Regions from separate parts of the Homo sapiens genome. Here region 1 is linked to region 2. The links are chromatin loops, found by intact Hi-C in ENCODE. Cell type or tissue: CD4-positive, alpha-beta T cell. All regions are shown on one strand. Region 1 holds the start of LOC128031833. Region 2 overlaps LAS1L (LAS1 like ribosome biogenesis factor).

Region 1 (4,000 bases), 1.8 Mb after region 2:
GATAAGACTGAACTTTCAAAGACTAGGAGAAAGACTGTAGTTGTTTATATTATGGTACTGTCCTGATCACCAGTATCTGTCTCAACATAATCTAGAAGAGTAGTTTTCAAACCGTTTTGACTATTACTTGCTATAAGAAACACATTTCACATTACAGGCCAGTACATTTATATTTATATATAACTGAAACAAAAGCATCATGAAACAGTATTTACGCTAACTATATGAACATTTTCTATAAATGGAATCTTACAAAAGCCTTTTTCTCACGTCTTTCACTTAGCATGTTTTCAAAGCTCATCTATGTTGTAGCATGTATCAGTAGTTCATTCCTTTTTATGGTTAAATAATACTTCATTGTATGTATATACCACATTTTGTTTACCCATTCATCAGTTGTTGGACATTTGAATTGTTTCCATCTTCTGGCTATTGTGAATAATGCTGTTATAAGCATTCATGTATAAGTTTTTGTGTTGGCATGTTTTCATTTTTCTTAGGTATATACCTATCTGTTCAGTCATATAATCCTATAATATAAGAGCAAAAAGGCTCTGAGAGATCTCCTGTATAAGGGAATCCTTGGTTTGAAGGCCCAGGGAACCACTGAAATTGTTTTTTTCTGAGGTGAGTGTTCTGAGGTTTAACTGAATTCTCAGATAAGTCTAAGTCCTCATTGACAGGAGGGAGACAGAAGACAGACCCCTGAGAGGAAAAGGGAATTGCCCAAAAGTCATACAGCAAGTTTGAGGTAGGGCTGAGAGTAAATTTGAAACCTTCTGGTCTCCACTCCATGGCTTTTCCCTCCTTAGCTCTAGATACCAGGTCACAGAGCAGGGCAATGATTAGAAGCAGATTGCAAGTTCTGTAGAGGATTTTCCATGGCGAATGTTTAACCCTATGCTGGCTTCCCTTCATAGTACCCAGAATGCTGGAAAATTGCAAGCTAACTGTCCTAGTCTGAAGAATCTATAATCAAGAAAGGAAATCTGACCAGGTAAGGGCAGTGGTATCAGGGAAAGCCAAATAGAATTGGATTTTGGAAATTCTGTCGTGTGTCCCTGTGATTCTGTCCACAACACTGGTTTGTTGGCTTTTTATAGCTAATTGTGGGTTGCCTGTAAATTCTTAGGCAGTGGCCAAAAGCACCTTTGCTTCCTCCTTGGCCCAGGCTCCAAACAAAGTGGCTGCTAGGCACATGCATTCTCCACAGCTACCTATCCGTTTTTCCCCCATTCCTTCTTTCTCCTCACCATCCTTTTTTCTGCCTTTCCCCACAATTCTCTTTCTTCATTATCTTCCCTCTCTTCTCCTTCCTCCTCGTCTTTTCTTCTTTTTCTCCCTCTTCACGTGATCTCCTCCCCTTGCATCCTATTGGGTCCCTTCCCTCCCTCTTTCCCAGTCCTTTTCCTCCCCATCTCCTTATATACCCCCTCTATCCGCCCCCAAGAAGCTCCCCACCCCCAAACCAGAACTGGTGGCTGGTGACTCTCGCCGGTCTGGGGAGAGCGAGCTTGCTTGGGAGCCTTGAGGCTCTGATTGGCGGTCGCGGCTAGCACGCCAGCGCAAGTCCCGCCCCTGGGCAGCGAACGTGCTACTGCGGCATCTGTTATTGGTCGGCGGGTATGTCAGTGGCTCTGGCCGCGCCTCACGCAAGCGCCCGCAGTCGCTCGGTGAATAAAAAGGCAGCCTATGGGCTGAGCGGGGGATGGGGAGAGAAGAGGGATAGGGCCAGCAAGGCAGGGATCGAACGAGTGTCTGGCAGCCGGGAGCCCAGCGAAGAGAGCGAGCAAGCTTAGGAAAACGAGCGAAGTAAAGGGAGTAGGGGAGACTGAGACTGACCGGTAGCCAGGCAGGCGGACGGACGCACGCCCGGACAGACTGAGCAGGCGCCGGAGAACCACTCACAGGTTCCCCCCGCCTTTCCCTTTGAAAGCTAGGATTTTGCCTTTCCCGTGGCGCCCGAGAGAGAATGCTGGACTCTGCCGACTTCAGCGCAAGCTAAGATTTCTCAGCTAGGGACAAACGATCAGCCCAATCCTGAGAAGGGGGGAACCAAGCACCCCGTCCCCATCCCCCTCCCCTCCCCCGACTAAACTCGGGCGCCAAACCCAGCCCTTCTCTAACCACCCTACTTCCTCCTCTCCTTTCTAGCATGGTGGCTGTATGGACAGTCTGACAGAACAGAGACTGACATCTCCCAATCTGCCGGCCCCCCACCTGGAACACTACAGTGTTCTGCATTGCACCATGACCCTGGATGTGCAAACTGTAGTCGTTTTTGCCGTGATTGTAGTCCTCCTGCTTGTCAATGTCATACTCATGTTTTTCCTGGGAACGCGCTGAATGGAGTCCAGCCACCTGAGCTGTCGCGAACTCTCGCTTTGATTTCATCCCGAGAGCCACCGAGAAAAAAAAAAAATCACAGACAGAGACAGGGAAAGAGAGAGAAAGAACAAGCTTTCTTACTCAGGGGGGAAAACGTTTTGAGCTTCAACATGGCCTCGCTGTGATATGTATGACGTTGGTATATTATCTCTCCCTAAATCTTTTGTCGTGTCTTGTCTTTTAAGAATGCCTGCGCGTATAGTTGCCTATTGCTTGAGTGAAATTGTTGATGAAGAAATGCTTTCTATTTAAGTGTGCATGCGTGTGTGCATTTTTAATCTATGTGGCGTTCATGGAGCAAGCTCTGCGTCCTTAAACAGTGGCTTTGCTGTCTGTGGTGTCTTAACTCATTTCCTTGAAGACTACCTTTAAACTCCATCAGGGAATTTTAGTCAAAATTTCTCTCTTGCCATCAGGAGTGCATTTGGGTTTGTTTGAGGGGAAAAGGGTTTGTGGAAGAGCATGATGAATATTTGACATCATAGGAAAGACAGTCTTTGCAGTGGATATTTAGAGGGAAAATAATCGATGCAAGGAATGGATTTAGGGAAAATGCTTCTTTAGTGTCTAAGGAGAAGCAAGAATTTGGGAAGTGACACGGGTGTGTTGTGCTGGCAGTTGGTGACTGTGTCCTTTGAATCTCAATTTGCTCTCCAGGGTTCACAATTTTCAATTTTGAAAGAAGCCACATTTAAAACACTTCTTGAACCTTAAAGCTTTAAGATATTTAAAATGTCAATTTCCTTGGAATCATGAAATAGTATGTGAAAGCATTCTCTGATTTTTTGAACTGGCAAGAGAGGACTTTGACAGGAGCTATTTGGGCTCCCTTTCCCAAAGATTGTACCCCTGGATTTGAGTTTGGGGATTTTGTTTGTCTCATCAAAAAAAAAAAAAAACCCCACAAGAAAGAAAAAACAGCTCTTTATCCACCTTGGGAATAATAGTATTTGGATATGGCTCCTTTGGGATAATCTCGTTTGCAATGATGTTCTTGAACTACATTTTAAATGTAACTTGATAAGGCTGATGAGAAAGTGGTGATGCTATTGTTTGCTCCCGTTTGTTACTTTAAGATCAGAGGTCTCTGTAATTGAAACATTCCCATAACAAACTGAAAGTCTGTAATGTGCTAAATTAAGAGTTATCAAATTTTGGTGCTAAATTTGACCACCAAAACCCAAAAACGTCTAGAAGGAAAGGGATGAGAGCATGGAAAACATGAGCTGGAAGCAACATTCCAGTTTGAGATATGACTGCTTGTCTGTATCAGATGGTGGTGGTGGTTTCTGTTGTTATTGCTATTGCTATTATTTTTATATTTCTGTTTCCTCTGAGAAAGCTCTTGGCAGAGCCAGGAAAAAAAATGTCTCATGCCAGTCTGTATAATACTTGTTTTTTTGCGTTTTGATTTTCTTTCTCCCCTGTTAATGTAGGCAGGCTTTCCCCATTCCATTGCTTACCTGGCTTGAAATAATGCCATTTATGGCTCATGTATTATAGCAGTGAATCAGGACACATACACATCTACACACATGCTCCCCCTCCACCCATGTGGGTGGCTGTTCATGTCTGATGTGCAAATCTGCTGGCATTATGCTGTCAAGTTCCA
Region 2 (4,000 bases):
TCCACCTCCTGAGTAGCTGGGATTACAGGCACGCGCCTCCATGCCTGGCTAATTTTTTTTTTTTGTATTTTTAGTAGCGATGGGGTTTCATCATGTTGGTCAGGCTAGTCTCGAACTCCTGACCTCATGATCTGCCCGCCTCAGCCTCCCAAAGTGCTAGGATTACAGGCATGAGCCACTGCACCTGGCTGTATTTTTTTAGTAGAGCTGGGGCTTCATCATGTTGCACAGGCTGGTCTCAAACTCCTGACCTCAAGTGACCCGCTCACCTTGGCCTCCCAAAGTGCTGGGATTATAGGCGTGAACCACAGTGCCCGGCCACTCCCCTTAAATGTTGTTTCTCAGGTAGTGCCTCATTAGTCTCACATACCTCTCCATAGTTGAGGTGGGGAGGTTGCCAGGCATGAGCCATCAGCAGTGTCATGAACCCAAGGGTTCCTTGGACATCCACCCCATCCCGATTAAGAATCCTGGATTTAGCCTCACTCTTTGTGATGGGAAAACAGATCTAGAAAAGGGGAGACTTGGCCAAGGCCATGTAACTAGCTAATGGGGCTGATTCCTACTTCTGCCACTTACTAGCCCCTTAACTGTTTTTGGCATCTCGTCTCTAAGTCCAATAATAGGTTTTTTTTTCTAGAAAAAGTGCTGGTAAGCAGGATAAAGCAAAGAACAGGGGGATAACCCAGAGTGAAAGAGGCTGCTTCTGGATATTTGAGATTTGAACCTTGGAGCCAAGCCTTTTCCTGGGGCCTTCCTATAATACCCACAAGATGAGGCTGGAGGCCTGCTAGCTGCCTGCCTGATCCTGTGGCACTGCCTGCCTTCCCCCCTCTAGGCTGCTACTTTGTCCTGGATTGGCTCCAGAAGACCTATTGGTGCCGCCAACTGGAGAACAGCCTGAGAGAGACCTGGGAGTTGGAGGAGTTCAGGGAAGGGATAGAGGAAGAGGATCAAGAGGAAGATAAGAACATTGTTGTTGATGACATCACAGAACAGAAACCAGAGCCTCAGGATGATGGGAAAAGTACGGAGTCAGATGTAAAGGCCGATGGAGACAGCAAAGGCAGCGAAGAGGTGGATTCTCATTGCAAAAAGGCCCTGAGTCATAAAGAGCTATATGGTAGGTGTTTTGGAGGGCAGAAAGCGGCCCATGAGCCCAGAAGGCTCAGGCTTAGGGTTAACGCTGTTTATTTCCCTGGCTCAGCATTTCCTCTGGGGCTGTGGTGAATCTTAGCTTAAAAAATTACTGTCACAAACCATCCTCCTGGCTAGTTTCCATAGTATAATGGCTGTCACATTTGCCTCACAAACCATCTTGAGCCCTGTGAAGTAGTTGGGGAAGGAATTCTAGTTCCTCAATTACAACTCAAGAAATGAGGTGAGAGAGGCTCAGAATCCCATCAGGAGAAGGGGTCTGGGCTGGCAGTCCTATCTGTCTCCCCATTCTGTTTTCAGAAAGAGCCCGAGAACTGCTGGTATCATACGAAGAGGAGCAGTTTACGGTAAGAAAGTGCCCTGGACTTGGTGTGCTCTCATCTGCCCCAGCCATTTCTTCCCTCTTGCCAGCTACCTGAGAGAAGTCTTGAGAAGGAATTTGAAAGAAAAGTGACAAAGCGTGAGGGAACTTCTCGGAAAGAGAGAGGGGGGAACTAGGAAGGAGACAAGAGGAGCAGAGTCCAATTGGCTGATCCTCCACACCGATGGAAGGGAACAGATGATGAAGTTTGCGGATAATCTGCCCCACTGGGTGGTAGGGAACAACTGGGAATGGGTAGTTGCGCAGCCCTGCAATTCCGCAGCTGACCAGTAGATGGGGCCCAAGAGCTTCCCTAAATCAGGTGAGCTGGAGGGGTGCTGTTTTTAGGGAGGTCACTCAGAAACCATTTAGCTCAGCCCTTCCTTTTCACAGATTAAGAAATTGAAGCCATGGATGAGTGAAGGGACAGGCCCAAAGTCACATATACAGTTAATGATAGAACCAGGATTAGTACCTGGATCTCCCAGTTATCTTTCTTCTGTAACTCATTGCCTCTCCTCATCTCTGGCCCTTTGGCCTAAGAGTCTCTATCTCCAGCCAAATTCCCCCATTGAACATCTCAGTATTTACCCACAGGAAATTCAGTTGGAGGAGGAAGGGAGGGAGAAGGAGGAGGAAGTCTCACATTTGAGAGTCAGGCTATTTTTAGTTGCAAGGCCAGTAGGGGAGTTGTGGGCCCCCCCCTGCATGCCCTGCCCTGTCCCCTGCAGGGCAGTGCTGAGAGGTCCTATGGGAAGGGATCCTGGAGGGGTGGAGGTGGGTTGCTTGGCTGAACCAGCCTTCTGATGGGACCCTCTTTGCTGGCAGGTGCTGGAGAAATTTAGGTATTTACCTAAGGCCATTAAGGCGTGGAATAACCCGTCCCCACGTGTAGAATGTGTCCTGGCAGAGCTCAAGGGCGTTACATGCGAGAACAGGTGTGTAACTAGGTAACCGGGAGCTGCGTATTCTCTAGGATAGAGGGTAGCAGCCTCATTGAAATCGGTTTCCCTATCCTAGCTTGCCAACCTCTGCTGTACAAAATCCCAGGGATAATCCTGATCCCCTCCACAGTGACCCTACATTTGGCAGAACTGTCTGCCCTCAACCCTGCCAACTTCCAGGTGGGGGTTGCCTATACTAGAATGGCCAGAGGCAGGAATGCCCACTATCATCCATCTGCTGGCCAGCTGCTTTCCTGTCTGTCGGGTGGCATGTGGAGCTCTTGACAACTAGGAAAATCCCTTGATAATTACCACCTCACTCACTGCCTAGCCCTTGTCTAAGTTTGAGGTAAAAGATATATGTATGGTGGGCACTGCTAGTCTTGTCTTGTTTTTTTTTTATTTTTTATTTATTTTTTTTGAGAAAGTGTCTTGCTCTGTTACCCAGGCTGGAGTGCAGTGGCGCAGTCTCGGCTCACTGCAACCTCCACCTCCCGGGTTCAAGTGATTCTCATGCCTCAGCCACCAGAGTAGCTGGGACTACAGACGTGAGCCACCACACCTGGCTAGTTTTTGTATTTTCAGTGGAGACAGAGTTTCACCATGTTGGCGAGGCTGGTCTCAAACTCCTGGCCTCAAATGACCTGCCCTTCTGGACCTCCGAAAGTGCTGGGATTATAGGCATGAGCCACTGTGCCTGGCCTTTTCTCTTTTTTTACGATAGGGTCTTGCTCTGTCACCCAGGCTGGAGTGCAGTGGTGCGAACATAGTTAACTACAGCCTCAACCTCGCACACTCAAGAAATCCTCCCACCTCAGCCTCCTAAGTAGCTAGGACCAACAGGCATGCACTACCATGTCTGGCTAATTTTATAATTTTTTGTAGAGATGGGGTCTCACCATGTTGCCCAGGCTGGTTTCAAGTTTTGGGATTCAAGAGATTGTCCTGCCTTGGCCTCCCAAAGTGCTGGGATCACAGGTATAAGCCACTGCAGCCGGCCTGGTCTTTTTTTTTTTTTTTTTTTTTTTTTTTTTTTTTTTTTTGAGACAGAGTTTCGCTATTGCCCACGCTGCAGTGCAGTGGCACGATCTTGGCTCACTGCAACCTCTGCCTCCCGAGTTCAAGGGATTCTCCTGCCTCAGCCTCCCCGAGAAGCTGGGACTACAGGCACGTACCACCACACCTGGCTAATTTTTGTATTTTTAGTAGAGACGGGGTTTTGCCATGTTGGCCAGGCTGGTCTGGAACTCTTGACCTCAGGTGATCCACCTGCCTTGGCCTCCCAAAGTGCTGGGATTACAGATGTGAGCCACCACGCCCGTCCTGGTGTTTTCTTTTGAACTGCCATTGGAGAGTATTAGCATCCCTTGGATAGTCATGGTTAGGGGAATAGAGGCGGGACCTTCTCAGGGTCTGGCTCCTAGAGACTAAGTTCCTTGTCTCTCAAGTATGGCTGTGAGCCTTTGTTTCCAAAACAAAGTGCTCAGCTCAGTCCAGAGCAGGCGCATAGTATGTCTACCCATTCTTCTTTCCTCCC

Evidence for each region. A loop is a pair of places that touch in the nucleus more often than their neighbours do. Peaks named below come from ENCODE experiments on the same cell type or tissue, not always from the same donor. Only the 100,000 strongest peaks of a DNase experiment are listed, where the experiment ranks them.
Region 1: it touches region 2 in a loop (10-fold over the local background); 9 of 110 quality-filtered maps call a loop at or near these places.

Annotation. Positions count from the first base shown.
Region 1 is chrX:63,752,831-63,756,830 of GRCh38, reverse strand. The region is part of intron 1 of ARHGEF9 (Cdc42 guanine nucleotide exchange factor 9); the gene reads left to right. LOC128031833 reads left to right here and starts at 2,167. Exons shown (of 1, transcript NM_001414729.1): 1 at 2,167-2,346. The coding sequence starts at 2,167. The coding sequence ends at 2,346. RefSeq lists a silencer at 1,509-1,668 and an enhancer at 1,528-1,822. In CD4-positive, alpha-beta T cell, no CTCF peak of the experiment used is centred here; DNase peaks (open chromatin) are centred at 1,600, 2,040 and 2,520; H3K4me3 peaks cover 2,158 bases; H3K27ac peaks cover 1,431 bases.
Region 2 is chrX:65,526,717-65,530,716 of GRCh38, reverse strand. It overlaps LAS1L (LAS1 like ribosome biogenesis factor), which reads left to right. Exons shown (of 14, transcript NM_031206.7): 5 at 839-1,123; 6 at 1,459-1,505; 7 at 2,348-2,457. Among named protein-coding and RNA genes, the nearest start is that of LAS1L, 6.1 kb to the left of the region's middle. In CD4-positive, alpha-beta T cell, CTCF peaks have their summits at 1,601 and 1,806 (motif pointing right); a DNase peak (open chromatin) is centred at 1,816.